Regions from separate parts of the Mus musculus genome. Here regions 1, 2 and 3 are each linked to region 4. A link is a loop called in an ENCODE intact Hi-C map of the cell type or tissue named here. Cell type or tissue: heart. All regions are shown on one strand.

The links. Peaks named below come from ENCODE experiments on the same cell type or tissue, not always from the same donor. Only the 100,000 strongest peaks of a DNase experiment are listed, where the experiment ranks them.
Region 1: it touches region 4 in a loop (2.6-fold over the local background); 2 of 42 quality-filtered maps call a loop at or near these places.
Region 2: a loop joins it to region 4, with 4 times the contacts of the local background. A loop is called at or near these places in 7 of 42 quality-filtered maps.
Region 3: it touches region 4 in a loop (2.9-fold over the local background); 8 of 42 quality-filtered maps call a loop at or near these places.

Annotation. Positions count from the first base shown.
Region 1 is chr16:42,871,649-42,879,648 of GRCm38, reverse strand. It overlaps 4932412D23Rik (RIKEN cDNA 4932412D23 gene), which reads left to right and starts at 4,062. Exons shown (of 4, transcript NR_040521.1): 1 at 4,062-4,217. It also overlaps a transcript of Zbtb20 not described here. In heart, CTCF peaks have their summits at 3,218 and 4,524; DNase peaks (open chromatin) are centred at 3,498, 3,998, 4,168, 5,018 and 1 weaker place; H3K4me3 peaks cover 2,893 bases; H3K27ac peaks cover 3,574 bases.
Region 2 is chr16:43,462,730-43,470,729 of GRCm38, reverse strand. Zbtb20 (zinc finger and BTB domain containing 20) reads right to left here. Exons shown (of 11, transcript NM_001285805.1): 5 at 7,744-7,783. Among named protein-coding and RNA genes, the nearest start is that of Gm15713, 47 kb to the right of the region's middle. In heart, a CTCF peak has its summit at 4,429; DNase peaks (open chromatin) are centred at 3,849, 5,889, 6,559 and 7,559.
Region 3 is chr16:42,832,081-42,840,080 of GRCm38, reverse strand. The region is part of intron 1 of 4932412D23Rik (RIKEN cDNA 4932412D23 gene); the gene reads left to right. Among named protein-coding and RNA genes, the nearest start is that of 4932412D23Rik, 40 kb to the left of the region's middle. In heart, a CTCF peak has its summit at 3,960 (motif pointing left); no DNase peak of the experiment used is centred here.
Region 4 is chr16:43,570,141-43,578,140 of GRCm38, reverse strand. Zbtb20 (zinc finger and BTB domain containing 20) reads right to left here. Exons shown (of 11, transcript NM_001285805.1): 7 at 6,350-6,407; 8 at 948-1,111; 9 at 393-580. The coding sequence starts at 958. Among named protein-coding and RNA genes, the nearest start is that of Mir568, 67 kb to the left of the region's middle. In heart, CTCF peaks have their summits at 3,907 (motif pointing right) and 5,737 (motif pointing left); DNase peaks (open chromatin) are centred at 490, 2,870, 3,950, 4,420 and 4 weaker places; H3K4me3 peaks cover 754 bases; H3K27ac peaks cover 5,357 bases.

The DNA.
Region 1 (8,000 bases), 700 kb after region 4:
CTATTCTGGTAGATTAAAAGTCTCTATTTTTCCCTCACTCTTCTGATTTGAGCCTTCCTATGCAGGGATCTCTGTATATGAACCACGAGGTACTCTAAATGCAGTATGTCCCCTTTTTGGAAAAGGTTGATTAAAATATGTACTAACTCAGAGATTTAAGGTAGGCCTGAAAAGCCAAACACTCAACAGCAGAGAATGTGGTGGGCTCTGTATAATAAAAGCTATCTCCTGTAAGGAGTAAATTTATATATCAATAACAAAACCAGACTCATAACTGACAGAGCAAAATACTGAAAATCAGAACTTGTCATTTGGGAGCTAGCAACCAACTGCTAAGAAGGTGAGGTCCTCACCACTTGAAGCCACACACTTAAAATTCAATGACATACAGTACTCACTGAACCAGGCACCAAGTTTCCTTCTGTTACAACCTAGATTTTTTTTTTCTTATAGACAAAATGGCTAAAATAATGCTAAAAATTTTCCTATAGTATTCCTGCATCATAAAGGTTTTTTAAACCAGAGCAATGTCAATCAAGTGATTTTGGAGTTTGAAAAGAAAGGGTTAAAAACAAAGTTAGTTTGTTTATTTGTTTTCCAGTCTTCTTTCTACTCTTTAATGTCACCTGCGAGTTAGTCACAACTTTCATTTTTCCTTTTAAAACTAAAACTGGGGAAATTTGAGATACTTGATTTTTCGGGTAAATTCCTAAAGTAAATCCTACACAAAAATTAACGTGTGTTAGTGAGCTAATGGGTTTATCAGTTTTGCTAGTAGGACAATGCCACATAGAAATTTTACAGTTAATGTGAAAACACAAGATTTTACTGTAAAGCATCATTTTATTTATTCCAAACATATGATAAAAATAAGAATTTAAAGCCCCTATGTATCAATGATTTTTCTGAAATTTTATGAAAACATTTCACAAAAACAAAGAGTATAAATTATTTAAATAAAAGTTTTCAGATTGTCTTGTAATCATAAACACATTCTATACCTTCAAACTTGGTAACTTCTTTAAAATCTAGTTTGTAAAACACGAAAGCTGCTGGATTGTTTAATTAAAAAATAATAATCTCTTAGCAATGAGGAGTAGACAAAGTCCATTACCTAATGACTTAAGCTCCACAGAGACCAACAATTTCCCCCTCGCGTCACTGTTCCATCCCAAGTATCCAGAACTGCTGGTGATGTTGCCATGACTATTTCAGAAAATAAAACTTCCCTTCCATATCTGAAATAATTTAAAATTCATTTATGTTGTAAATCATTTACAGGAATTTAGTTGTAGCTTTTATTGCTCTTTTAAATGGCCTAGTTATTCAGTCTAGGCTTTTATCTGGGAAGCTTAGTTTGTCTCAAAAGTCTTCTGAAAATCTGCAGAAATGACACAAAAACAACTCACTTGAAAAGGCTTTGCTCTTCTATCTTTTTCCTTTATCAATCAGTCAAAGTCATACAGGCAAACAGGAGTACGCTATATGTCCCAAAGCCTTGCCACCTAACTAGGTGTCAGAGTCAACACCATATCTAACCGATCTAAACACCCACCCCCAGCATTGCCCTCAAGTAAAAAACATACTCTTTGCCTCATTACCTAGTCAATAAACTCAGGATCTTGGTATAGTGAGAATCCCAAAATGCTGGCCTACCTAGGCAGACAAACAAAGACAGCTTCCAGAACATGGATAAAATTTAATCATTTTTAAGCTTTTTTTTCTAACCTAATAAACACTAGAAGGTCATCAGGAAAAGGCATTATTGCTCTGGAGCCTGGTGGGGGTATACCTGTCAACCTGCTCTTCATAGCTGAAATGCTTGTACTTCTGTCATCTAAGACCTGAATCAAAGCCCCAATGCCTGATTGCCTCACTCTCTGGGCAGCTCAGAGACTTCCAGAAAACTCCAATTTCTTCTCCTCACAGGTTTATTTCAGCACCGTTTGACCTCAGACACAAAGTTCTGCAAATGGAATTCAATGGAATTCAGAACCCCAATCTTAGGCTTTTACACTAGAGCAACTGAACAGAACCATCTGTGGTTCTTCAACAATTCTAAAACCAAGTTTCTTGGGAGGATTCAAGAGATGCTGGAGTACCACCATGTCCTACCTGCGTGGGCACTCTGACGATTTATTAGGAATTCTAACGAGCAAGGATCTGAGAGAATAAGCGAGTTGTTTGTTGGTTTGTTTCATCTACTTTCCCTAGAAGTCAAGTCAAACCTAACTGTAACGCAAAAATACAAAACGTAGTCAGATCCTGACATAGTCATTTGTGGAGAGGGTCAGAGGGTTGGGGTCTATTCCCACAATATAGAAAAATGTCCTTGAGACAAGAAGCTAAACCAGGAATCCCAGTAAATCCTGTGAGAGCGTTAACTAGCCATTGATTCCTTGAATTGAGAGCTCACACTATTTTTCCATAAACTAGTATTTGGATGTTCTAAGTTTTTCAATGGCAACAAGTTGCAGCAGTAACTTGGAACACTGTTCACTTGAAATCACTGTATACGCTGAAATTTTTTATAGCAGAAAATACCAAAGTGAGAAAAGTCCACTTTAGTAACATTCTGGTGTGTGTGTGTGTGTGTGTGTGTGTGTGTGTGTGTGTTTAAAAAATAGTAAATTTCACTGTCTAAAAAGGTAACATGTTCAACTTAAATCTGGGCCAATGATTCTGAGGACTATACCATCAGGTGCAGGCTTCCAAATGTTTTCCCATGCCATTCAGATTTCTGCTGGAGAACTGTCTTGCTTCTTCAGACCTGATTTGACCCGGTTCGGAGTAAGAGATCATCAGATTACCGAGCTAGGTAGCGTAGCTGTACGCCATATTGTGTTTTTCGCTAATGTTTATAGTCTGTGTGTGTGCCTAGCATATGCTTGTGCAAGTGTGTTTATCAATACAACTTTTACGAAATCCCTGCCTCCTGCCTCTTCTGCATCCTTAGGAAGGGGAGGGGCTGAAGGGGGACACTGAGAGCCCCCCACACAGGGAAAAGCATTAAAACAATTAGAGGACCACATTTGAATGAACTTCAAAACCATACTCCTGTATTTGGGGATGGGGTAGGTTTTGTTATTTTGTTTTGTTTTGTTTTATGTCTCAAGGTATGAGAGAGCGTTAACTTTTTTTTTTTTTTTTAATGTTTCGGAAGGGGCCCAAAGGCTAAAGAGAGGAGGACAGGGTTCAATCCTTGCCAAGCCCCCCTGTCTACGGGTGAGAGCAAGGCAGGCTGGGCTACGCGCCCAAGCCCGGGTTCTCCGAAGCCAGTTCTCTGCGCGGGAGGAAAGCGACTGGGAGGGCGGAGGGAGGGAGAGGAGAGGGGCGGGAGCCGGCGCCGCCAACAGCTCCGGAGCCCCGGCCGGTGCCCCTCAGCTCCTCTTCTGGGAAGCCGCGACTCCAGAAGCGGGGAGGAGAGACTAGACGCAGTGGCAACGACCGGACGCCCCGCCCGGGCCAGCGGCGGACCCTCCCCGCAGGGTCGCGCGAGGCCGCCGGGCGGGCGCGAGGAGGGGCGGCGGGAGGGCGCGCGGGGCGGGGCGGGGCAGAAGCCCCGGGCTGCGGCTCGGAACTCGCGCCACGGCCCCACCCCGCCCCCTCCTCGGCGGCCCGTCACCCCCGACTCCCCGCGACTCGTAGACGCCCGGCCGCGCTCCGCACGCACACACCCCTCCCTCCCGCCCGCCCCACAACAAATTAGAGTTTTTGGCGTTACCTCCTCGCGCTCTTTAATCTTCTTTCCTCAACTCCTAAACTTCCCCCCGCCCCTACTTCTTCGGCAGAAGGCCCACATTGGGCGCCCGAAGCCGCGAACCTCTACCTTGTCCTACTATTGGGCGGCTCGCATGCCACTCGCTGCTTCAGCTGACCAATAGCGTTTGGACAGCCCTCGTGAGGTTGCCGCCCATAAACAAAATGCACTCTTCCTCCTCCCCTCCGCGGCTCCTCCCCTAACTGCCCCTTCTCTCATCTCTGTCATCTTTGATTGGCCTAGGAGACACCCAATCCGCTATCTCAAGCATCAACTGGTGAGCGGAAACTTCACTCAGAGCAGTTTTAACAGTCTATTGGTCAATGTTCTCAACTCTTCCCGCCCACCAGCGCCCTGTGTAGAGAGGCCAGCTGTCTCTGGTTATTCAGTGATCCAAGAGCTGGGAAACTATTGGTCGACAGAGGCCGTCAGACCGGACTGTAGTGATCGGTGATTGGTCAGTATAGGCACGATCAAGTTTGGTTGTTTACTCCTCCACTTCCCCACCCTCCTTTTCATCCACGTCCCCGCCCCCTCCTGACTGCTTTTACTTTCTACGCATTTCTATTTCCTCCTTTATTTATTTATTTGTGATAAACTTAAATGACCCGAGGATAGAGGCGGGACTCCAAGAGGGGCTAGAGGATGACGGGCGGCGGCCCGGGGCCAATTGTCGCGGGGACTGCGGGGTGAGGGGCAGCGGCGGCGGCCAGTGAGAAGCAGGTGTCTGCCGCGCGCCGCCTATGGAGCCGGGATGCCCCAGCGGAGGCGGCGGTTACCCGCTGTCTGGCTCGCCCAGAGGGGGAGGGGAGGGAAGGGGTTCAGTGCAGGGAGGAGGGGTGTCGTGGTCACGGGCAGTGGATGTCCTAGCGAGCAGGATCCTGGCGGTGGGAGGGACCGCTGGGCGGGAGGCGACCTGAGGCCCAGGGAGACAGAGAGGCGGGAGCAGTTTTAGGACTCCCAGGGAATGTGTTTCTACAGAAAAATACCGTGTAAAACCGTCTGCAGAGAGCCGCCCTTAATATCAATGAGGATTTATTATCCTACCGGAAAAAGCAGATTATGTTTCTTATTACTAAACGCCTGAAGTACTGACGACCCAACTGAAGCCCACAAAATTCAATATCCTGGGAGCTAGAAGGAATAAAGCAACACGGAAAATTAAATGCAGTTCAGATGCTTCAATAAAACCTTCATCTTCATCCATTTGTCACTCAGCATAGTACTCCCCAGAGCCAAATTCTAACAAATACTGGTCAGGCAAGGGCGGGGTGGAGGAGGAAGGGGGTGAGGCCTGAGGCCAGCAGGAAGCCAAGGATAGATTCCTGAAAAGAATTCCTTAAAAGGACTAAGATGGAAAAAAGAATGGCTTTTCACTCTACAAAGAAAAAGAATTCCTGCCAAAATAAGAACTAATACTTTTTAAGGAGCTTAATTTGTCACGAAAGGGATTTGTCAGAAACACCAACCATACAAAGAAACTGTATTTGTAGTATTGGTTATTAATACAGAAAATAATCTTATAGATTATAGACTTGAAAAATAGATTCTGGTAGACTTGAAGTAAGTTTAAGCCTGGATTTCACGTAGGTTTCCTTGACACACACTAAATACTTTGAACACCAAATGTTTGCTTTGACTAAGTAGAAGTCTGGCAGACCATAAGCAAAACAAAATTAGCCCTGACTTAAAAAAAAAAAATAGCACAAGGCCTTGACTTCATTAGTACATTAGGGCCTTTCTGAAGATTATGGGTGTGGCTATCAGAATCTAGAAATTGCTTAAAATATAAGAGAACTGAAGGATGTTCAAAGTAAAAAGTGCTACCGAGTGTGGATTTAAATTTGTGTATAAACTCTAAGTAAAAGTTTTACAGGAAATAGTCTGTGCAGAACAATCAGCTTCACGTGAGAAAATTAAGTAAAATTTAACAAAAGTGGGCAACTACTTAACCCCATAACTTTAAGAAGAAATGACTACTTCAAATTCTTATCATTTCTCATAAATTTTTAAAGATACTTTGCAGTGTTTTGTAAATGTGAGGATTATGATGAGGAATCATAAGGGCAACTATGTAAAATATATAACAGTGACAAGGTGAGGCCTTGGGTGTTACTACCTGTATTTTTTACTGTCCAATTCTGCTGTTAAAAGGCGTTGAGCTCTAAGGAATATCTCAGTGTTCATGTTTACATTGCATGGCTACCCTGACTACTGTGGGTTTTTGTTTCTCCCAGACAGAGACACCCCAGACATGTATTAAGAATGCCCTAATTGTGGGGCATGAGATATTTGCTCCTTACCATTTAAGAGAACTGGAGAGTGCCTGTTGGTGAGCTGGTGCGGCAGTTCAGTGGGTGAAGGGGATGATGCCAGGCCTGGTGATCTGAGTTTGATTCCCCATAACCCACCTGGTAGAAGGGAAGGACCAACTGCCCCAAGTTTTCCTCTAACCTCTAAACTTGCATCATGTACCTACACAAACACAAAATTAAATGAATGAATAAACATTTTTAAATTGTGTCCAAAAAGGTTAAGAAATTAAAGAAAAAAAAAGTTGATCAAAAATAAAAGATTAGCAGTTGCCTAGAAAAGGTTTATAAAAATGTCTTTTAGTCATCGAATCACAATCTGTTTGCCTCTTTCCAGTAGTCTATTTCTTCATTCACTCAACAAGCATAAGTATATATTCTTCACACTAATTAAAAATTTTAAATGGAGACAAAAATACCAAAACTAAGACTGGATTTGGCTTTTTTTTTTTTTCCTCCAGAGTTCTCTGCTTCTTAAAGAAAAGAAACAAATTACTCTGCTGTGCATGTTTGCATCATTTACGACGTGGGAGTATATAAAACACCACCTTCCAAAGGAATTAGAAAAATCGGAATACACTGAAATTATCACTATGTTGAATGAAAAAATAAATCAGTTACTACTCTCATGGGACTTAGATTCTATGAGGGCACTACATAGCTGCAGCATAATATATGAGGTCATATATAACATAACTATATACCATGTAGCATAATTAACGGCACCACTAGGTGAAGTAGAGAAAGTCTGAGTGATGTGATATATAAAATCCTGTAGTATATCAGAAAATATAAAATATTTACATCTGAGAGACAATTGAGAAAACCTCAGTGACCAGTAAGTATTCAAAAGAAGCCCACAGGAGAAAGCAATAAATGTCCAGCATAGCGAAAGGCTTTGGAACTTCTTGAATCCATAAACCCACTTTTGCCTAAAAACAATTATTCTCTGGGATGGCTATACTCTTATTGCCGACGTAATATTGGTATTTAGAAGATCCATTAGGGAACTTACAACCCTGTATATGATACACATCACTTAATAGTTTTACCCTTTAAAGAACAGGCCTGCTTTTCTATACATGAGCTCACTGATAACAAAAACACATTAACAGCAATAAGAAAATAGGAAAATAAAAATCTTCCTCTCCTAGTGGCATAAAATTGAACTAGACAGCAAAATTTGTCAGGACAATATGCAAAGCATTAAGGTTAGATGAGTCATTCACAAAGCAACTTAAGGAGGACACTTGTTAACACACATGCACCCCAGATGTGAATCAAGTTCCCCGGCCCCTGGAAACATTATATAAAATTTTCTTGAACCACGAAACCCACAATGTGGTAAAAGTCTGAAGCCCTTTATAATACTTCTTCCCGGGAGTCGCAGGCGCTTAGCCTGTTTTGCTCTATCCTCAGATTCTCCTTCCAATGCCTGCTCTTTGTTCTGCTCAAAGCTTTGTTGTAAGCTGAAGAGTCATACCAAAACCATAAGCAGTTTCCAACAAAACTTCACATAATTAGGATATAATGTACTTGACTCCAGAATGTGATCCCTGGAGAAGAGGAATAAGGGATGTGTGTGTGTGTGTGTGTGTGTGTGTGTGTGTGTGTGTATGTGTGTTTGTGTGTGTATTGTGTGTATGTGTGTATTGTGTAGTATACTGATTACATTTACTGGGGCTGGGGGGAATACCAGAAACAGGGTCCCACATAAATGGCATGTTGTTAAAATTACAGATTGGTAACAGAGATCATGAGTGAGGGGCCTGTTTTAGTGAATGGTATTAGATAAATCAGAACTGATCTCTAAATAATACATAAAAATTAACTTTGGGTACTTTATGGATAGTAGGTGGAGAATATAATTGATAGTTATATTGGAAATGCACAAGTGGATGTAGGGAGAGCTCTTTGTTCACTTGGAA
Region 2 (8,000 bases), 110 kb after region 4:
ACCACTCCAAACAAGTAGGTTTTGCTAAGGTCAACAGTAATCTACAACCAGATTCACTGAATGCACGGGTTTCAACCTTGCCCTTCCCTCTTCTCTCAGGAAACACTCTTCCCTTGCCTTCTGCCCTCATGTTTCCTGGTTTCCTACAACTCTTTTGGCTCTTCCTTACCCCTGTGCACTTTACTGGTTTGATTCTCTCCCCAGGTAACAGTAAAAGTTGCTTATGTTTTCATTTTTGGCTTCTCAATCAAGACCCGCATTTGGACATTTTTTATTCATTCCAACAGCATCTTCTACCACCACATACTGATGACCTTGAGCTGGTACCTCTCATCTATTGCAAACGCCTTCATACTTCTTTTATAGCCATGACCACATCCACCTCTATTCCTTTTTCTGACTCCATGAACCACAACTTTGTTCTCTAGCAGTATAATGTTGTCAGTACAAGAGTGCTGCATATAGATAATAGTTTGCTATCTCGACATTGGCCATTTTAGTTTTTATTCAGTAAAATATCCTTGAAATTTATTCAAGTTGCTCATTTCTTTTTAGTGATGAATGTATCTCATGATATGTATGTGCAACAGTTTGTTTAAGAACTTACCCACTGAAGGTAACTGTACTGTTTCGAAGAACTACCAATAAAATAGCTATATACACTGTTTATTACATGACTGTATTCCCAATTCTTATGATAAACGTCCCATATCTTTCTAAAATAAAAGAATTATAACATATTCTTTCTTTAGTTTGTTTTCCAAATGTCCTTAAAAAAAAAAAAAGAGAATCAAAATCTTTAACATGGCGGCTACAAAGGACCTACAATTATCAGGCCCTGGGTATATTTCCATTTGCAGATTGGGTTGTTTTCTTCACTCTCTTCTTCCAACTCTATTTAGGGCCTTTAAATATGTTTCTCCCCCTGCCTGGACTCTTTTCCTAGTACCCAACCTCACCTCTTGCTTTATATTTCCGGATACTAGATCAAATGCCACTTCCTCAGAAAGGATTCTGGAAATTTCTATTCTCATTTAGATGCTGCTCTTAGAGCATCCGGTGCTTCTCTCGCATGATAGTAAGATTGAAAGTGTGTGTTCTTTGTCTGACCATTTCATTATTATCCACTCTATATCCCTTAGATTATAAGGTCCAGGAGTGACAATGTCTATTTTCTTCACCATTATCTCTGTAACATTAGGAGACACTTGCCTGTGTTGAATGAATTTTGGCCTTGGATTTTAAGAACAGATGGTCCCAATTCAAGTTCTATCTCTAACACTTATTAAGTATTTGTGGAAAAATTAATCAAACTTGGTAAATCTCAGTTTCCTCATTTGTACAATTATAGTAAGAGCATATCTTAATAGTGTACTTTTCTGAAGCAAGGCAGTGATTCAGTAAATACTGCTATAATTAGTTTAGGCAGAGATACAAAAATTGTATTTTTCTTCCAATAGGTTTTACTTAATCAACTTCATTTTTGCTTACTTCTTTCAAGTTCTAACTGAAGCAATGTGGAGACTCCGAAAAGCCCTCAAAATATAGATCTTAGACAAACAGTAGAGCTCCCGATTGTGACCCCACGGGTGTCCCATTTGACAAGTGGAACTTTGCTTGTCCTACTGGCTCCAGGCTCAGATCTTTATCTTATGTACTTCTTCACGCTGTTGATTTCCAGGCTGTGGAACTTGGGGTTAGTAAGAATGTACCTTTTGTATACCTAGTTTCCAAATCAGTTTTCTAATCCTGTCTTGCCTCTTTCTTACCTTATTTCTTATTCTGCCCCACAGAGATTAGTCATCCTGTTGATAAGATAGTCCTTGGTTTGCATCTCAAACCAGGACCAATGGGACTATCAAACCGTGTATGGGCAGGATTGTAGTATCTTTCTTCCTTCTTTCCTACTCAAGACTAAAGAAATTAGTGACCTGGCAAGGTGTTGTTCTTATCTTCTTACATCTTTTTTTTTAAGTTTAGAACGAAGGCATGAGAGTCACAGAGCTCTTTCTGACTTTACCACTATGTTACACCTTCCAACCAAGAGTTATAAAATTATTTTCTCAGTTATCATTTTTATTGTTTGAAATTCTATTGTGCATGTGTATATGATATGTCCGTGTGTGTGTGTGTGTGTGTGTGTGTGTGTGTCTGTGTGTGTGTGCGTGTGTGTGTGTGTCTGTGTGTGTGTGTGTGTGTGTGTGTGTGTGTGTGTGTGTGTGTCAGAGGACAACTGTTTGGAGGAGGTTCTGTTCCTGTGGCTGTATGTGGATTCTGGGATTGAATGTAGGCAGCCAAGCTTGCTCTACTGATGTAGGTAGAGGGTTATCTCTCAGGCTTTTTATTTTCCTTTTCTTCTAAGATCAAGTCTTAGATCTTGACCGAGGAAGGCCAGTGCTACTTAAGAACCACTTCAAGACCCCAACACCCAGATTATGTTTTTGCTTCAAATATCATAATCTTACTTTTTTCTTTTTACATTTTACTCACTTTTCAATATCGAGCTGAACTGTATTTTACATGAAAAATTTCAGCTGATAAGGCTCAATTTTGAGAATAAAACCTATAGTACTTTCTGAATTTATATCATTCCATTTGGAATTTAGTCATTTATTGTCTTATGTGCATATAAAAATCACTCAACAGTTTAATTTCTTTTCTCAACTCAACCTTAAGTTTCCTTAGTACAAGCAAGCACAAAAACTATGTATTTTAACTCCACTAAACATGATTAGTCTCAAACAACGGCACATGCTTAATATCTTGTAGGATGAATGCGGTTATGGCTGGTCTGTTGACCAGGCTTTGGCATAAAGGCCCAGGTTATAACTGATAGAGTTGGTAGACAGGCGGTTTCTGAATGAACTTATCAATGACCAAGGCAAGCAAAGATGAATCCAATTATGGCAGCCTAGTACTACATACTAAGACCGTGTTCAGAGACAGAGAAACAGCATGGGAGCCAAGGAACAGGAGAAGGAAAGAAAGGAAAGAAAAGGTTAATATGAAAATACTATAAGGCTAATATCTCTGGACTGTGTATGAATCCTTCCCTGGGCTATGCTTTCACATTAATGGTATACTCTTCCATTTACTCTTGTGGAAAAAAAAAAGTAATACTTGGCCCAATGATCGAAAGGAAAAGAGAAATTCAAGCAGCGGAAGATAATGTTTCTGGTTGTTGTAGACTGATGTGCAGTGTACTTTAGTTCTCAGAATTAGCCAAAAGATTAAAAAACAAATAGCCACTACAATCTCAGGGCTGGGGGTGGGGTGAAGAGGAAGGGTCTTGAAAATGGTATCTGAGCAATGAAAGACACAGAATACTTTAAAGATCACTGAATTTAATTTATTCAACCTAAATGCATAAAAGTACAGGTGGGGACATTATTTATGCAGGTATATGCAAATCACTTTATAAAATAGGCAAAGCCCTTCTGCTTTTTATAAGTTGCCAAGGTGGTTCCTGATATTTTAAAAGCTATGCACCTTTAATGTAATTTCCTTAGAGCTGGAATCCCTTAAAGAGTCCGTCATTGTGAGAGCAGGTTTGTTTTTACCCTCTCTCCTCTGGGACATTTCACAAGGCTCTCATAAGCATCACAGAGCGAGAGGTTTCCACAGAGATGTGACTGGAAAAATCCCTTGGAAATTGCTGAGGAACAAGTCACAGTGTTCAAATCAGAGAACATAGGCTTTGAAAACATGAACCCATCTGACCCCTTGAATGGAGTACAGTGAATTCCTGAGCTCTGAAACATGGGGCCCGGCTGTGCATGCCATATTGGTGCTATAAGACTGGCAGTAGGTTGGCTGTGGCATGGTCTATTTCAAACTCCTTCACAGTGCCCAGTGTTGCATGTTCCCAGATGACATTTGGTTGGCAGAAGCTGGGCCTCCAAAGCTGGCAGTCTGGAATGCAGCCCACTGTGTTTTGACAAACACATAATTGACCATCTGATCACCAGCCTACGTTCTGCACTCAGGTCACTGGGGGATCTGGGTTTGTAATAGGTCCCTACTCTTCATCGTGTGCATCTTCTCAAACCTTTCTAGAAAGCAGTATAGAGACAACTTAAACACACCCACGCAGATACTCCAGTTTGCAAAGAGAACATGGTACGTGAGACACAAGCTGCTGAAATTCTCCTTTAAAATTGTCCTGGCAGCCCAGAGTGAACGAGAGAAAAGCACACTTATGGTGAACTCTAATTCAGAGAGAAGGAATGAATATACTGAATTGTTTCAACACCCGGCTGTGCATAAGTTTCAATTCAGTTCAATGGCTTGGAAATTTTGCTTAGAAAAAGGCAGCAATGGAAAAATGACAGGAAATCGGGAATTGATTGACTTTAGAGAGCCATTATTTAAAAGTGCTTTTGTCTCTCATATTCTCTCTCCTAGCTATCCCATGCCCCCTGTGGGCAGAAGAACCCTGTACATCTCAAGGCTAGCAGGCAGCAGCTCAGTGTGATGCTAGACTGAGGCCTTCAGTGGAACTCCCATAAGGATGGGTTTGGCTTTAAGTTTGGCAACCACGGTAACATCAGCCTTTCTCCTAAAGGGCAAGGCAAAGATATGCTTGAGTTACACAAATGTTAATGCCTGAGTCAGCACTCTGAAATGACATCTCATCTCCACTCACTGCACAGTTCACTCACTGCACAGTTCAAGTCTTAAGCAATTGCCTTAGGTTTCTTTAAACTATCTTCAGGGGTGTACGATCAAGTCTAAACTCCTTTGCTTGGCATCAGAGGCCCCTTTGACTTGACTCCTGTCTATCACATGCTAGCACACTCGAGAACTCAGTAGCTAGACCTGGCGGTTACTTGGTGCCTTCTCACTTTTAAATGCTCTTGTTTTCTCTAACAACAAACCCCTTTCTCTCTCTCCTCCTGTGCCCACTTGGTAAACCCCTAGTCACTATTTTCACTTTCTGAGCCAGCTTGAACCTTCTCTATGGGTAAGCATTTGGAGATACCTGAATTCCAGTGCTGGTCACAAAACAGCCTTTGCACATGGTCATCGTCCCTAGAACACTGAGGGCTTCTTTCTTTTTTTTTTCTGCATTGCTGTGGGGCAAGCCCAGGCCTGCACTCCCGCTCCACTTCACTGAGCTACAAGTGTTCCAGCTTGAGCTGTTCTCTCAACCCCAGACTGTGCCATTCTTAATGAAAGGTGGCATTTCTCATTTATCTTGGAGTTCCCAGAACTAAGCACTGTTACAGGCTTTCTATAAACGTTTGTTGACTGAAAACTAAATAAAGAACTGTGCATAATTAATCAAAACCAAGCCAAGCAGTAGCCATAGCTCTTAGAAGCATGGTAAGAGACTACTAGCACTCTAATGAAAGTGGAAAATCCCAGCACTGAGGCATTTTCTGGGTTATCACAGGGGTTGGTGACTGGCTTGGGTGAGAGTTAGATGGGGCAGGGCAGGATGGAGGCTGTGATGTAGCATCTTTTTAATACAGAATGTCAGTAATGGAATACATTACCACCTTCTGATGATTAACTTTTAATATTGTAAAGGACTGGCAAGAGAACATATCTGGGTCTGAATTTCAGAGAAGCCTTGCTGACAAGAACTGGGCTCCCCAAACAGGGCTAGTCTGTGTCATCTGCTTTGAGGCAGCGTGGTAGATTGTGGAGTTTTCCTTTCTGTTTCTGCCGAAGAATAATGGGACAGAAAACTCTTGCAGGAAATCGTGGCAGCTATTCAACTCCTATTTAAATCTGGGTCAATTCCAGATGCGGACATTGCATGCAGTGCCAAGGACAGAAGGTCAAACAGGCTGAGTCTTGCACCTGTCCCGAGGAGGTCATTGAGGAGGCGCTTGGGAAGGAGAGGCCCTGGGGATAATGCTCTGGTTTGTTCCCAAGGAACTGTTCCTTTGCTGCTGAGGGGCCTCTAGAGCAGCACCCTGGAGCCATCAGCTGCTGTCCATGGGAGCACTTGAGGACACGGGACTGTTACTGGCTCCGTCATCCTGCTGGCATAAAGGCAACTTGAGGATTTCTAACAAGTCAAGCAAGCAAGCATGAAGCCTGGCTTGGGGTAGGACAAGGTCATGAGTACATGAATGGACTATCAGCTTGTGACACGGTTTTCTTTTCCCAGCCTTACTCTGCTAAAAAAAAAAAAAAAGTCCAGAAACTGCTCTGCTGATGTAGCACAGAATTAGCTTCACAATTTCCTATGAGGCCCACACGGACTTTCAATTAGAGGCCTCCCGACTTGATTTCTACTAGGTGACACAGGTCTCCTATACGGTTTGTGTCTCATGCTTGCCCCAAAGCACTGACGTCATAATAGCTGAGCTAGGCGGGCAGGAGTTCATCGTGCTGACTCATCTTGGTGATGTGAGGATTAATGCCTTGTCTAACACTGAGCTATTATGCGAACTGTTTTTACACAAAAGAGCTGTTACAAAATGATTTGCCAGTCAGAGGACTAGAAATATGCAGTGCTAGGTAACGAAGGGGAAGGGAAGGGTAGGAAGACACAGTGGTAACGATGAGCATGCACACCAACATCATCCAAAGCATTAGCTGACCGGCTGTATCACCACTGAGAATGAACAGGGAATGAGATGGCTTAGGGCCAGGTAGGACCTGGCCCTGTTGTATAACACAGCACCATTCCTTGAGGAGTCTAACCAGCCTCCTTCCTATGTCAGATAAAATGTCACATTTGACTTTAGCCTTAGCATCTTTCCCTGCATTCTCCTGTATTAAATATGTCTGCTGCAGGCTTCTAGGACTGATAGTGAAAGCCACATAGATGTGAAATCAGAGACCTCGTCATTTGGTGCAGACCACTGCAGCACAGGAACCACCACAGACGGGGAGGTGGCAATGTGATCGAGGGACAAAGGGAGATGCAATGAGCAGGATACCCACGGTCACGGTTACTTAGCTATTATCTGAGATGACTGCCTGTCTCTGTAGGATTTCCTAGGTGGTGCCTCTTGGTAGTGACTTGATCATTTGATTTCATTGCCCCAGAATCTCCTAAAAGCAGTCCAAAGTAATATTTATCCAAATCTGCTCAGTGCAGGCAGGTTTGGTCTTTAAATAATAAATGTTCTCTTTTTCATTTTAAATCAAGTTTTGTTTCTCCATTTCTTCTTTTTATTCCCCTAAAAAACTTCCTGTCTTCTCTGAAAAGAAATGGCGCATTCTATAAACTTGCAGGCACATGTGAATCCTGGATTTCTTTTATTTTTCTTCCTAGACTTTATAATTTTGCACAAATTTTTAGCCTATTTACTTTTCAGGCTTGTACTTCTTGGTAAAAGGATATTATAAATTTTGTCAATAAATGAAAGCTCTGATCTAGAAGTTAAAATTAAAAATGGTTGGACCTAGGGACGAGTGAATAACGGAAGAATAAATAATTGCTCATTGATTGACAGAGGAGCAAAGCCCAACTGTTGCTGAGATCTGGCTGTGGACTGTAAGCTTCAGTTCAGAAGAGCAGCGACTTTTGCAAATAGCAGCTGCAGCAAGGGAAAGGGCAGTCTTTTCAGAGGACAATGGCTGGGCTGCTGGCTCCCTCACACAGGGCAGCTCAGCAGTATACTACCCGACTTGGCTCCAAGCAGGAAAAGGCGCTAAACATGGATGCTAGACACCACAGTAAAGTCAACCAGGAAATAGGACACCAAAACCCAGAGTTTTTTTTCCCCAAATCTACTACTTCTTTTTTTTTTTAAAGGCAAAGAAGCCACTTTTACTCACATGAAGAGCAGCAACAGGCAACAGACTGGTGGTCAAGGGACTGAAAATGAAAGAAAAGACAAAGAATTAGACACAAAATCTAATGCAGGGGTGGACCACAAAACCTTGAGATTCCTGATGGGACTCACTGCTCCCACACTTTGTCACCTGTAGCCACAAAATCATTAATGTCCAACTTCAGCAAGTTTCAAGAGCTGTAGCCTTGCTATGATGGAGGCCAGTGTATTCCTGTACAAAAAGGACCCAGACCTTTCCTG
Region 3 (8,000 bases), 740 kb after region 4:
AGCTAATGCCTGATAGCTTGGAGTTCAGCTGTTTTAAGTTGAGTCCCCCAAGAACCCCAAAAAGGCCATTTCTTTTAGGGTCTAAAGTTTATACTGGATCTTGAAAAAGTTAGATTTTATGAGAAAGTATTTTAAAAAGTGACTCTAGGGGTCAGAAATCACAGGAGCCAAGAAGGAGAGGCGGTGCAATGAGACACGGGCATGGCTTTTGATTCAAGAACAATGAGGAGACTGGCTTGATTATTTTGTTTTGTTTTGTTTTGTTTTGTTTTGTTTTGTTTTGTTTTGCTTTGTTTTGTTTTGAGATAGGGTTTCTCTGTGTATTCCTGGCTGTCCTGGAACTCACTCTGTGGACCAGGCGGGCTTCAAACTCAGAAATCTGCCTGTCTCTGCCTCCCAAGTATAGTGTTAGCTTCTACTGGGGAATAATGGAATGTAAGGTCTAACACATTGGATGAGACACTTTTGGTTGAATTTTCCTAGGTCAGGGCTGTTTTGTCCTTGTACCATAATGCATTTTCCTCAGATTTTTGACCAAAAACAATTTGTGGGAAGTACAAAGCAGAGAGAACCAGTTCTAAAATTTATTGTTATGGACACCAATGTTGATTTTAGTGTAGTCAATGATGTTTCATTCCCATCATTCCTCTATCATAAATTTTAATGAAGAAAGATGGATTTTCATTTCTCTGATGAACTTGTGAGTCTGTGAGATAATCTTCCCTAGACATCAGGGAGAAAAATTCTGTAAGGGGAGAGCTATAGACTTGTCCATAAATAAACTCCAATCCAAACCAAGACAGGTGAAGAAGAACCAGTCACCAAAAACAGTTCAAAGCCAAATGGAGCAGATGTTCATAATGCTTCTATCTCCACCATGATCTTTTGGAGAATTTTCCTGAGGCAAGGACTATGAAAGTGACAGCCACACATCTGTGGTTTCTTACAGATGTGAATTCAACCTTTATACTGTTTTGTCTCAGCCCAGCACTCATGTCTTGACTCAAGCCATGCTGTACGCAGGGAAAGAAGAGGTTAGAGACCTCTGTGCCTTAACCATTCTCAAATGTAGCTTTAGCCTGGGAATGGCTACTGCTCTCCACCTTTGTAGATGTGCACATGCGTATTCTGCCACATACCAAACCTCCTCAAATAATGCTATGCTTGCCATTGTAATGGCAATATCTTGAACGTGCATGTGTGTGTGTGTGTGTGTGTGTGTGTGTGTGTGTGTGTGTAAGGGATTGAAGGGAATAAGAGAGAGTGAATGAGTATTGTGATCTGAGTATTTTGTGTCCTACTGATATTCATAGGTTGAAACCTAATTCTTTATGCAATGGTATTATAGATTGAATTTTAAATAAGTCTCCATGGTATGGAATTAGTCATGGTTCTAGGAAACAGACTGATAGGATGAATGTGTGTGTGTGTGTGTGTGTGTGTGTGTGTGTGTACAGTATATATAAAAAAATTATTAAATCATTGTACTCTGAAACATGACAACAGTTGTCTCACACTCGAGTGGCTGAGAACCAGTTGTTGCTTCCGGTCTCAAGGCTGGGTGCCTCAGCCATCAGACTTAACATTGTGGAATAGCTGTCTCACACCAGAACAGCCATGAACCCTGTAGTTGCCCAGTCCCTGAGGATGTGTGACTCAGCAGTTCAAATCTGGCCCTGAGAACCTGTAGGGTTTCTAGAAGCTTTTGTTCTTCAGTCCACAGTGGAACCCTGGAGATGCTGTTTCTGGTATCAACGGAGAAATCAGCTACAACAACGGAGGAAATCAACTCAAAGGCAAGAGGAAAGACCATGAGTACATCCTCCATCTGCCTTGCCCTGTAGTCTGGGCTGCTTCTAGAAGGTGCACTACACATTTGGGGTGTGCCTTTTCACATCAGTTAAGGTAGTCAGGATAGTCCCTCAATTGAGGCTCTCTATTGAAATAATTAGGTCTTGTAGCAAGTTGATGTTAAAATCAATTGTCACAGGCCTCATGAATGGTATTTGAAACTTTATAAAAAGGGATCCTGGCCATCATTGAAAAACCAACACGCAGCCTCCCCACCTCTAAGTCCACAACGTAACCGTGGCTTGATTTTAAACTTCAGCTTCCAGAACTGTGAGGAACTTCTGCTGTTTGTAAGCTATCCAGTTTATGACACTTTGCTTTAGTAGCTCTAATGGACAAGCAGTGGAAGAGGGTATGAGGGTGGGACACAAAGAGGGAATAATTGAGAAAATTAAGCCAGCCACAAGTGTGTGTAACAAAGAAAAGTAATGAAAATGGCTAGTACTAGACAGGATGTAGTGTAGCTGTTCCCCGATGCACTGAGGATAAGATTATAATCAAGACACCTTGAATATGCAATGTGAACCTTAAACATATCAGTACTGACGTTTCTGTGGGTTTTGAAAGAAATCTCACATAAAGACAAATTTATGCACCAAAATGTTCATTGAAAGATTATTTCTAATAAACACCGAGACAGAAATATCCAAGAATTATGGATGGGGTACGAACAGTTGCTAAAATATACCTATATGTAATGGAAATTACGTATCTATTAAATGTGATGTTTACAAATAGTATTTAATTACAAGAGTAGCAATTCTGATCACTATACTTAAGAAACTGTATTTTAAAGTTAAATGTGAAATATGATTTTAGCTATGTAAAAAACATGCATTAAAATATAGGGATTTTGTCAGGATGAAAGCAGTGGTGGGTGATTCTTTTCTCACCTTCTCATACTAATGTCAACACATTTTCAGCCTGTGAGCCTCTTCAAGAGGTATTTTCTATAGCATCATTCTTAATGAAAAAAAAAATACTACTCTAATAGATGGTGATAATTGAACCGTGTATGTCACAATATAAAGTCTTACTTCCCATTGACCCAATCTATTACTTCACAAATTGTCTCTTTAGAAAATATTGCAAGTTCATGTTATGATATCTGTTCTACCTGTTTAAAGACTATTTTAGAAATAAACCAACAGAGGCCAGGAGAGATGACTCAGTCATTCCAAGAACTTGCTGCTCTTCCAGAGGTCCTGGCTTCCATTCTCAGTACCCACATCAGGTAGTTCAAAACCACCTGTAACTCCACTTTCAGAGAGTCCAATGCTCCCTTCTGAATACCAATACTTATGTGGCACATATCCACAGACTCAGACACTCACACAAGCATACACACACGCATGAGCACACACACACACACACACTATACACACAAAGATAATAAACAAACAAATAGCTGCAGAAATGATGATATGGCCTAGAGTATGGTTTCCAGGGTAAAATCTGTACCTGGAACCAACAACATCAGCACCACTTAGAAACTTACTAGTGATACATATCTTCAAGTCCTTTCAGAGACCTGCCTAATCACATGCTCTGGAGAACTGACTGCACTATCTGAAATTTAAAATATCCTGTTGATTCAGATTCACAAGCAAGTTCAGGACGTTCTGGCCAAGAGCAGGGGTAAGATAAATACCAGAGTCCAAAGACTAAACCTGCCCACATATTATCTGTGTGTTTTTGAACCATCATAGTAATAGATAGTTTTGATAAACACAGTAAGTCTCATAGAATGTAAACATTTACTAATTGACTACATAAAATATTTGCAAACCCTTATTCTATAGAATGGAGGATCCTTTAGGTTATGTGTTTCCTTACCATTGGAGATACAAAGAATATCTTGAGAATTTACACTTTGACCAGTGCAATTTGATGAAGTGTCTGTGAAATTGAAGTTCAATTAAATATATTAGTGGGAGTTTCACTAATGATGAAATTTTGTAGGGAATATATGTTGACTATTCTTATGTACTCATCGTATTTCAGAAACAAACATTAAATAAAACTATTCTTATAAATGAAAATGGATCACAGAGAGTTCGTTTATCTTGCACTGAGACAAAATAAATCTAAAGGGTTCCACCTGCTGGCAGAAATAAAAAATTACTCTAACATAAAATCTACATTTAAAAGATTGTCTGGTTTAACAGAAATGATAATTTTGGAACTTTAAATAATAAAAAAGACAAGTATGCGGTCCATTTGTTTTTTAAAAAACAGCAATTTTAAAGAAAGAATAATCCGGCATTAACTAGGGAAGCAGATAACCCGGCCTGATCAGAGGCACAAGTCCCTTCCGGTCCACTCCAGCACCGGGATGCCTTGCCTGCGGAGTCTCCGGACACCCGCAAGGACGCACACAGGATCCCCCTCGGGATCCTAAGACCTCTGGTGAGTGGAACACAGCGTCTGCTCCAATCCAATCGCGGGACCTGAGACTGCATTAACTAGGGAAGCAGCTAACCCAGCCTGATCAGGGGCACAAATCCCTTCCGGTCCTCCCCAGCACTGGGGTGCCTTGCCTACAGAGTCTCTGGACACCCGCAAGGACCCACCAGGATCCCCCTCCGAATCCTAAGACCTCTGGTGAGTGGAACACAGCATCTGCTCCAATCCAATCGCACAGGACCTCAAACTGCATTAACTAGGGAAACAGATAACCAGGCCTGATCAGGGGCATAAGTCCCTTCTGGTCCACTCCAGCACCGGGGTTCCTTGCGCGCAGAGTTTCCGGACATCCCCAAGGTCCTCACAGGTCCCTCCACGGAATCTTAAGACCTCTGGTGAGTGGAACACAACCTCTTCCAGGAGGGAGGTTGGAACACCAGATATCTGGGTATCTTCCCTGCAAGAAGAGAGCTTGCCTGCAGAGAATACTCTGACCACTGAAGCTAAGGAGAGAGCTAATCTCCCAGGTCTGCTGATAGAGGCTAACAGAGTCACCTGAGGAACAAGCTCTAACCAGAGACAACTATAACAACTACCTTCAGAGATTACCAGATGGCGAAAGGCAAACGTCAGAATCCTAACAGAAATCAAGACCACTCACCATCATCAGAATGCAGCACTCCCGCCCCACCTAGTCCTGGGCACCCCAACACACCTGAAAAGCAAGACCCGGATTTAAAAGCATATCTCATGATGATGGTAGAGGACATCAAGAAAGATTTTAATAACTCACTTAAAGAAATACAGCAGAACAGAGCTAAACAGTTAGAAGACCTTAAAGAGGAAACACAAAAACTCCTTAAATAATTGCAGGAAAACACGAACAAACAGGTGATGGAATTGAATAAAACCATCCAAGACATAAAAAGGGAAGTAGACACAATAAAGAAAACCCAAAGTGAGGCAACGCTGGGGATAGAAATCCTAGGGAAGAAATCTGGAACCATAGATGCAAGCATCAGCAACAGAATACAAGAGATGGAAGAGAGAATCTCAGGTGCAGAAGATTCCATAGAGAACATCGGCACAACAATCAAAGAAAATACAAAACACAAAAAGATCCTAAATCAAAACATCCAGGAAATCAAGGGCACGATGAGAAGACCAAACCTACAGATAATAGGAGTGGATGAGAATGAAGATTTTCAAATTAAAGGGCCAGCAAATATCTTCAACAAAATTATAGAAGAAAACTTCCCGAACCTAAAGAATGACGTGCCCATGAACATACAAGAAGCCTACAGAACTCCAAATAGACTGGACCAGAAAAGAAATTCCTCCAGACACATAATAATCAGAACAACAAATGCACTAAACAAAGATAGAATATTAAAAGCAGTAAGGGAGAAAGGTCAAGTAACATATAAAGGAAGGCCTATCAGAATTACACCAGACTTTTCACCAGAGACTATGAAAGCCAGAAGAGCCTGGACAGATGTTATACAGACACTAAGAGAACACAAATTCCAGCCCAGGCTACTATACCCGGCCAAACTCTCAATTACCATAGATGGAGAAACTAAAGTATTCCACGACAAAACCAAATTCACACATTATCTTTCCATGAATCCAGCCCTTCAAAGGATAATAACAGAAAAAAACCAATACAAGGACAGAAATCACGCCCTAGAAAAAGCAAGAAAGTAATCCCTCAACAAATCAAAAAGAAGACAGACACAAGAACAGAATGCCAACTCTAACAACAAAAATAAAAGGAAACAACAATCACTTTAACTTAATATCTCTTAATATCAATGGACTCAAATCCCCAATAAAAAGACATAGACTAACAGACTGGCTACACAAACAGGACCCAACATTCTGCTGCTTACAGGAAACCCATCTCAGGGAAAAAGACAGACACTACCTCAGAGTGAAAGGCTGGAAAACAATTTTCCAAGCAAATCGTCTGAAGAAACAAACTGGAGGAGCCATTCTAATATCGAATAAAATCAAATTCCAACCCAAAGTTATCAAAAAGGACAAGGAGGGACACTTCATACTCATCAAAGGTAAAATCCTCCAAGAGGAACTCTAAATTCTGAATATCTATGCTCCAAATGCAAGGGCAGCCACATTCATTAAAGACACTTTCGTAAAGCTCAAAGCACACATTGCACCTCACACAATAATAGTGGGAGACTTCAACACACCACTTTCATCAATGGACAGATCGTGGAAACAAACTAAACAAGGACACAGTGAAACCAACAGAACTTATGAAACAAATGGACTTAACAGATATCTACAGAACATTTTATCCTAAAAAAATGGATATACCTTCTTCTCAGCACCTCATGATACCTTCTCCAAAATTGACCATATAATTGGTCACAAAACAGGCCTCAACATATACAAAAATATTGAAATTGCCCCATGCATCCTATCAGATCATCATGGACTAAGGCTGATCTTCAATAACAACATAAATATGTGAAGCCAACATTCATGTGGAAACTGAACAACACTCTTCTCAATGATACCTTGGTCAAGGAAGGAATAAAAAAGGAAATTAAAGACTTTTTAGAGTTTAATGAAAATGAAGCCACAACATACCCAAACCTATGGGACACAATGAAAGCATTTCTAAGAAGGGAACTCATAGCTCTGAGTGCCTCCAAGAAGAAACTGGAGAGAACACACACTAGCAGTTTGACAACACATCTAAAAGCTCTAGAAAAAAAGGAAGAAAATTCACCTAAGAGGAGTAGACAGCAGGAAATTATCAAACTCAGGGGTGAAATCAACCAAGTGGAAACAAGAAGAACTATTCAAAGAATTAACCAAACGAGGAGTTGGTTCTTTGAGAAAATCAACAAGATAGATAAACCCTTAGCTAGACTCACTAGAGGGCACAGGGACAGAATCCTAATTAACAAAAAGAGAAATGAAAAGGGAGACATAACAACAGATCCTGAAGAAATCCAAAACACCATCAGATCCTTCTACAAAAGGCTATACTCAACAAAACTGGAAAACCTGGACGAAATGGACAAATTTCTAGACAGATACCAGGTACCAAAGTTAAATCACGATCAAGTTAATGATCTAAACAGTCCCATATTCCCTAAAGAAATAGAAGCAGTCATTAATAGTCTCCCAGCCAAAAAAAGCCCAGGACCATATGGCTTTAGTGCAGATTTCTACCAGACCTTCAAAGAAGATCTAATTCCAGTCCTGCACAAACTATTCCACAAAATAGAAGTAGAAGGTACTCTACCCAACTCATTTTATGAAGCCACAATTACTCTGATACCTAAACGACAGAAAGACCAAACAAAGATAGAGAACTTCAGACCAATTTCCCTTATGAATATCGATGCAAAAATACTCAATAAAATTCTCGCTAACCGAATCCAAGAACACATTAAAGCAATCATCCATCCTGACCAAGTAGGTTTTATTCCAAGGATGCAGGGATGGTTTAATATATGGAAATCCATCAATGTAATTCATTATATAAACAAACTCAAAGACAAAAACCACATGATGATCTCATTAGATGCGGAGAAAGCATTTGACAAGATCCAACACCCATTCATGATAAAAGTCTTAGAAAGATCAGGAATTCAATGTCCATACCTAACCATGATAAAAACAATCTACAGCAAACAAGTAGCCAACATCAAGGTAAATGGTGAGAAGCTGGAAGCAATCCCACTAAAATCAGGGACTAGACAAGG
Region 4 (8,000 bases):
TGTGTCTCACTGGCCTTCTGAGGTCCATATTTGGTTATTCTACTTAGTAACGGTTGGTCGAAGTGCTGTTACCGAGAGCTAGAACACCAGGAAGTGGCATATCACTTCTTTTCTTGAGTTAATGTCTCAAAAGAGAACAGGGTCACATGCAATTAATCACCAATCGGAGGCCAAGTGGCTGGTTACCTGGCTTTAAAATATTCTCTGGCTTTGAAAATATATAGATGCTGGTTGGATCAAAATGGTGGCATGCTACTTTTGGCTACTTTGGAAGACCAAATGGAAACAGCTTGCTCTGAATGCAAAACAGCCAGAACCCTGGGGTGGGGGGGTGGGGGGGAAGCACGGCGCCAAGCTTTGGGAAGACACCATCACCTCACTGCGGTACTCACAATCAGATGACCCGGTGTGAGCGTGAGAGTTTGTCAGTGAATGTGTCGAGTGGATGAGGGCTGGGGCTGGAGACAAAACAGCTTCAAAGTTCAGGCAGGGAAGGGCCGGCTTGGCGCTGGATCCGCCCGGCTGAGTAATCTCATTCTCCTCAGATGCCTTCTGGTTTTCAGCTGTCTTGGGTTTCTTCCTGAGAATAAACAAAGGGCCCTTTGAAGGAACTGACTGCATATTTGGGAAAAGGCATTTTTAGAATCTGTTAAAGATAACTTGATTTTTTTTTTCTGAAGGGGGATGGGAGGGAGTCCAGTATGTCCCTTGTTTTAAAACAAGCTGATTCTTGTTTTTTTCCCTCCAGTAATGGCCTAACTGGGAACACACGAAAGCATATGGGCCAAGCAAACAGCACCACATTTGGACTCTGTTGGCTGTATAAAAAGACCCTGTCCCAGAACTTTAGACAGCTTGAGCTACGTATGGCTGACATTATCCAAGAAAGCATCCTTTCCCCCCTTAGATTTTTAACATGGTCTGGAAAAATACTAGTGGAGGTTTACCGTTCTAGCATTTGTCAGGAAGCTTAGAGACAGGACCCGTGGAGTAATGGGAAGAACACTGGACTGGGAGTCAGGAGACTTGAGCTACGGAACTAGCTGTGCCTGCAACTTGCTGTGTGGCTTTGGGCACCTCACTTCACTTCTCTGGGCTTCAGTTTCCTCATCTGCAAAATAAAGGGCTTGGATTAGAAGGCCCTACACGCTCCTTCTAGCTTTAAATCTGTTACTATTAGTTTTATGTGAAAGCAACACAGAATTTCAAATCCTAGTCTCCATCTGCAGGCTGTCCAGAGGAAGGGGTAGTGGCAGAGGTGACTGTAAAGTAGGAAGTGAAAAGCGATTAAGATGGTGTAGGTTCTAAGAGGCAAAGATGAATGGTGTCTCACACATACCCTTCCCTCTCTCTCTCCATCCCAGCCTTAAGATTCTCCATGCTCTTTGGTTTAGTATAGGCTCCCAGAGTTTAGGAGCATGACTGGTATTTATGTGCCTTCTGAGGAAGAGATTGCTGATAGGGAGTAGAATGGTGGTGGTGTGATTTAGTGAGGAACAGAATGTGAAATAGTTCAGCTATCAGTCAGCCCAGGATCCTTTTCTCCATGACAATCAATGATAACTAGCAAATCGGCATTTATGTAGCGCATGGACACCCCAAAAGGGATGAGATCCTTCTTGAACATGTCCCCAGTTTCTGTGGCTTTGTGTCTTTTTCTATCACTATGCTACCATAGAGTATGGGTCCCCCCCCTTTTTTTGGATAGATTATGTGTGGTACATAATCTGTTGTAAATTGCTGTGTTTCCATGTTCTTGTTTCTATGAGCATGGCTTTGGACTTGTATACAGAATATTTCGTATTGAAATGTGTTGTACTGGGTAGTCAAATCTGCCCTCGCAGAATATGGTGTTATGATTAGTATGCTGTGTTTTTAGTCCAACAGGTTGTGAAATCAAATCTGTTTCTTCAGAGGGCATGAGGCAGAGACAGCGTGGTAAAGATGAGGATGGAGTTGGGGGCTTTCAGATATATTTCTCAGTGTGGAGAAAGCCAACATAACAGAAACAAGCCGCAGTGCCTTATTCATTGCTGATGGGGGTCTGGGGCTAACCCTCAAATCCTGTGCCTATCAGGACCCCCAAGGATCTGCTCTTCTGGTCTTTCAGATTCAGAAAGGATTAAAAATCAAAGTCTTCCCTGTCTAACTGCCCCCTCCCACTGTCTGTTTCCCCTGGAGAAGCAGTGTTTCCTCTGAGGGGCCTGTTTCTGCCACTGGGGCCTGCCATCGGCTGGAAGCCCCTTGCTCACTTTTCTCTTGCCCCGTGGCCAGCTTGCCCAGCTGTCTTCACCAGCCTGCTCCCTCTGCAGACGGCAGCCTCAATGCTTTCCCTACTGCGCTGCTGACTTATTCTCCTTCCTCCAAGACCCTAGCTCTGCTGCTTTCCAGTCACTCGATCCCGCAGCACCGTGGCAGCCTGGAATCTGAGGACAGTTCCTTATCTGCCCTACCTTATCTCATGGGCCATGTGTATTGGCTGCCTTGGTGTGCGTTTATCATTCCCAGGGGTCTGGAATGTACACTCTTGGCTCTTTACCTTTACTCATTACTGTCCTTGCTTTGAACTGCCTTTTCTCATCTCTGCCGATGAAATGAGAGGAACCTTCCTTCACACTTATTAAATGCCGTCTCTATGCTAGACTGCTGTGACTCCCCTCTTTCAGACAGGATGGCTCCTCTCTGCATCACTCTGAGATCCCTCAGTGGTTGCAGGATTCCTGCCTTACTCACTAACTCTTTATTTCACTAACAGTTCCGTGCTATTGGCTCTCAGAGAGAATGGGCTTTCTGTGGAAGGGGAGTGTCTTAGCAGTTGTCCCATTTCTGGTGTTCATCCCTTTCTTTACTCCGCCTTTCTGCTCCCCTCCCCCACTCCCCCATCCACACTCTCGGTACAGAGACTAAGTGGCTGTGATGTGCCACAGAGGCTGAGCAATCTTGGTCCTGTCCTCCTGGGGTTACTGCCTATTCCATAATTCCATACTGTGAACCATATACACAGCAGCCACTTGCGAACTGTTTGCTGACAGAATTAAATAGAGCTGAAATTTAAATATACTTGGAGACCAGTCCTAGTTTGAATCTCAATTAAGCTTCCTCATTTTATGCGGCAGGGGAATCAACCTGGATTGGTTGCTTTTTCATTGATTACAAGAAGAGTCTTTAGTAAGAGTGGCTGGTCCTTGTAAGTCACCTAAATATAGGGACAAAACACCAATGGCCATCATTATGTAGCAGAAAAAAAAATGGTCTCTATGTTTACAGACAAGGCCTCAGCTAGCTTTTGACATGTGGTTCATGGAATTAAGAGCACACTCTTGCACCAGTGTACTGCCAAGCCACCCATGAGGTCTAACTCTGGAGAAATTGCACGGCTTATGCCCTTACTTCTTGTCCTGAATTAGAGTTTGATGCATGCCTGATTTTCTGTGCCCCACCTATGTCCAGGACCACCTTTGGTGGCTGTCCATGGCCCAGGGACATTGTAGCCACCTCAGCGAGTAGAACACATTCAAACCCAACCTGCCTGGCCCCTTCCCTTCCTTGCTTCCTGCCAGTTCACTTCTCCTCTTACCACGGCAGTGCTCCAACGTCACAGACCAGAGCCCTGCACACTGTCCGTTGGAGCACTTCCTCTCCCATTCCAACCTCTTTTATAATTCTCTGGGATTCCTTTTTCTGAAGCCAAGAAGCGTTAACACAAAACAGCAGTCTGTCTGACATGCACAGGTGCTGTTCTATGACCAATTTTTTTTTCAGTTTGTGGTTTATTAAGGAGGAAAGAGCAAACTCTCTTGTAATTAACTGAAAATGCCTTCTTTGGTTGCATAAAGGGGATTGTATAAACATGGCACATCTGAGGACATGTCTGTACAAGTCTAAGTAGTTTGCACTATCCCCTGGCGCCTGTAGAGGGCAGCAGCACACTGGCTGACTCCAGGCAGTATTTTAGAGCCTAAACTACCAGAACCTTCCTCCTGGTCACCATGCCAAAGGCTGGTGTGCCAAGCTCTCTCTGGCCTGGCCTCTCAGTCTCTTTCAAGTTTGTTCTCTCCCCGCCTGCTGTGCATATTCATATTCTCTCTCTCTCTCTCTCTCTCTCTCTCTCTCTGTCTCTCTCTCTGTCTCTCTCTCTCTGTCTCTCTCTCTCTCTGTCTCTCTCTCTGTCTCTCTCTCTCTCTGTCTCTCTCTCTCTCTCTCTCTCTCTCTCTCTCTCTCTCTCTCTCTCTCAACTATACACTCTGATGAGGTTGTCCCTCAACCAGAAAATGAAAACTTCTACGTAGAAGTCAGAGAAGCCAACAACAACAACAAAGAAAAAACCCGGGGGAGAGGAGAAAGGGGCCGTGAGGGAGAGAGACTTCAGAACAAGAAAAGGGCAGATGTTTCGCAAATATATGCAAAGCAAAACTGGGTGTACCCTGAACACTTCTACAGAAAAACAGGCCAATCATTGTGCACTTCCTCCCGCCACACTGGTGCAGCTCTGCATTCAAAGAGAGAGAGAGAGAGAGAGAGAGAGAGAGAGAGAGAGAGAGAGAGAGAGAGAAGTGTGGCCGCAGGCACCCGCCTTTCAACGGTCAGTTCTGACATTCTGACTGAACATGTCCCAATTGTCCAAAGAACAAAAACATTTTCATCTCCCCACTGTGAACATTTTTGTTATGAGAAAAAGGCTGCTTTAAGAACCAGGAAGGCGTTTAAGGTGAAGGGCAGCTGAGCTGGCCGGCAGAACCTTCTGGTCTTTAACTCTCCCTGTGCTGGCCCCGGCAGTAAGTTGAGGGCTGAAACATAGCAGTGAGTGAGGCTGTGGAGGCTGCTGGCTCGTCCCAAACTAGACCATATTGTTTTTGCAGAGAAATATGCATTAAAACATATGGATGCGCTGTTAGGTATTAAGCCTGTTAAATGCACGGGAACAAGGCAGATCGGTGGTGTTGGATGTATACAGTTCACACTCCTTCGCACATATTGCACACATACAGTGGCAGAAGTGCTTTCTGCAACATATGGAAAAATAAATATTTTATCCATGCGAGCTCTTATCAGTCTCCAGGGTCTGTTGAGAGGCGAGTGCTCTCTTCCATCTTTCTCCCTCTCTCCTCCAATTCTCTCCTTCCACTGGGCTCCCACCCTCTGCTGCAGATTATGCTTTCCACTAATCAGCCTGGCTGGAGAGGAAAGAATTAGTCAGAACCTCCCTTTGATAAATAATTACGCAGTCGCGGGATCAAGATAATTGAGATCAGTGATGCCTTTCTTGGCCTTTCTGGAGTCGGAACCATTTCCTTACTTACTCTGCTGTTTAACTGTAGAGTGTCTGCGGACAGACGGAGAGGGACGAAGGAAAAAGCCACCGACACTCCCACCTAGGGAGGGGAATTTAGGAAAACTGAGCTCCACTAGCTAGCAGCCTTGTGCCCGAGGCAGGTTATTTTGCATCTTTGAGGCCTTATCTTCCCTATCTGTAAAATGGGAACAGCAATGCCTTCCAGCTATGGGCTGTGATTAAGAATAAAGGAGACGAGCCAGGTTGTGTTTAGCACAGTGCTGGTCCAGAACCAAGTGCTGGAGAATGGGGCTTTTTGAAAAATATTAGTCCTGTGGTGTTCATGTTAGCTATATAAGTAAGATCTTCATCTTAGCAGTATTTTGAATATCTGGTTCAGGGGCTAACTGCCATCAATGGAGAAGGAATGTTAACTGCCCCCTTCTGTTCACATGCCTGTCATTGCTGTAGCTGTGTGGACAGTCCCTTGGAGCTGAGGGTCAAGCAAGCTGCGGCGGGCCATGAGCCTGAACAACACTGTGGCTATTCATGGACACCACCTACGGGACTCTGGGTTATCGCGCCTTCTTACCATTCAGCCTTTCAAGACATGGCCCAGTATTCTAACATTAGTTTAAAATGTTTTCATGATTAAAACATTTTATTATCTCAATCTTTCCCCCCTTTCTTCTTGGCAGGGCTGATTTGAAATATTTTTTCAGTGTCTTTCCTCCCTCACAATAGTCAGGATCCTGGCAGGAAATAAATGGCACATATAAAGGTTTTAACTGAAGGGAGTTGAATGGAGGGGACCATGTCTGAGGTGTGGGTGAGACTAAGGGATGCTCAAAGCATGGTGAAGACACGGGAGAGAGACAACGAAGAGTTGTTGATCTCATCTTTGAATCAGTTAAACTGGAAGGCAAGAGCGGTACCTTCTCTGAAGGAGCAGGATGGCCCTAGGGTGGGGTCTTACAGTCTGACTTGGAGAGCATGGGCTCTGGAGTCCCGAGAGGTCGCTGGGTCATGCATTAGGACAGGGAATGGGAGATGGGGTGGCAAGATTCGTCAGCGTACCTACTGCTTCCCTTTCGCATTTGCATTTCCTTCACCCTGTTCCTCTCAATTATACTTTCTGGAAGGAAAAAGCAAAATAAAATCAGATCAGTCCTCTGTTAGCTTCCATGAACCTATTTTGTCTGTTTGCCATTTATAGAGCCGGCAAACTGAATAAGTGAGGCTTTGTTTGTGTTCTTTGCTACACTTCGCGGTGCCCAGAATAGTGACACCCACTGAGCGCTCAGTACATCTCAGTGGATTGAGTAGACATACTCATCTCTGCCGTGCCAGACCCTATATATACACCATCTCATTTAATTATCACAACAGTGAGTGTCAGCAGGCAGCCCTGCGCATGTGTACAGGTAATGTGTTCAAATCAGCACTGCTTCATCATTACCTCACAAATGGCGAGAACAGGTACAGAGCACACGCAGCCCCAGGAAGGACACACTGCTTCAAAGTTCATGTTTATATCCTTCCCACCTTAGGAATTATGTCTTTTGTGTGTGTAAGGAAGCAGTTTTCTGAACAGCAGAGACTATTGGGTTGTAACTCAGTCTGCCCTGTCTCTGCAGCTCAGGAGAAGGCAAAATATTTTTCTGTGACAATAACATGTGACTGTAGCTTTCCTTGCAATTTCTAAGAAGGATTAGACCCCAGTTGTTAGGTCTGAGTTCTCTGCAGCACGAGAATGTAGGAGCAGCGAAGAATACACACACCGTGCTACCCTAGCAGTGCTGCAGTGCTGACACAGGCTTTACTCTGTGCTGAAGGAAAATTCCGATGTGAGAAGCGTGCACGTCTTGTACTTGAACGTAAGGATAAAGTCTGCAAGTAAGTTCTCTGTGTGACTACACTGAAGAAGCAATGTGTGGTCTCCTCTCATGCCATCAATCCGCAGTCCTCACTGTCCTTCATGCCCGTCTTGGCCAGCCAGGCCTGCCCATCACCTATATGCCAGCTATCAGCAACTACCATCCACGACACCAAACACATTATAGGTAAAAACACGCAAAACAAAATTCTAGCTTCATTTCTTTGGTTTTGAGGTATGTTAGAACAACTAAAGACAAAGGTAGGTACTATGGATGTAAAAGTCCTACCTGGTACCTAAGAAGATTATTAGCTTCCCATGTTTAGTGTTTTCCAGTAACAGAGACTTAAGTAAAAAAAAAGCATTATCCCATTATATGCCTCATACTGTACAGAAAAACTTGTAAGTACAATTAAAATGAGATTTCATGCGTAATTATTTTGTATGCATGGCTTCTAAACAATTCACATCTTTAGCCTTTCTTAGTATAAAAAAGCATATATTCATCTATTAGTTTCAATATAGTTAATAAATTTTCATTATTTTCCTGTGGATGTTGAATCTCCTGCCCTATCTTATTTGTGCACACTTTCCTGTGAAGGCTGTATTTAAACATAAATGCCCAGTGTACAAGGAACCCAATCAGCTACACAGAGCCATGCATCCAGAGGACAGAGCAGAGCTGGCAGGATGGGCTGGAAATATGGTGGAAGGGGCCAGAGTCCCAAAGGCAAGGCTTGGCTCCTTATCCTTGCAGGGAGGCAATAGCATGGTATGCATTTCAGAGATCATGTAGGCACGGGCAAGCCAAGCTGGCTCCCAGATTTGACCAGGGTGACATGAAATGACAAA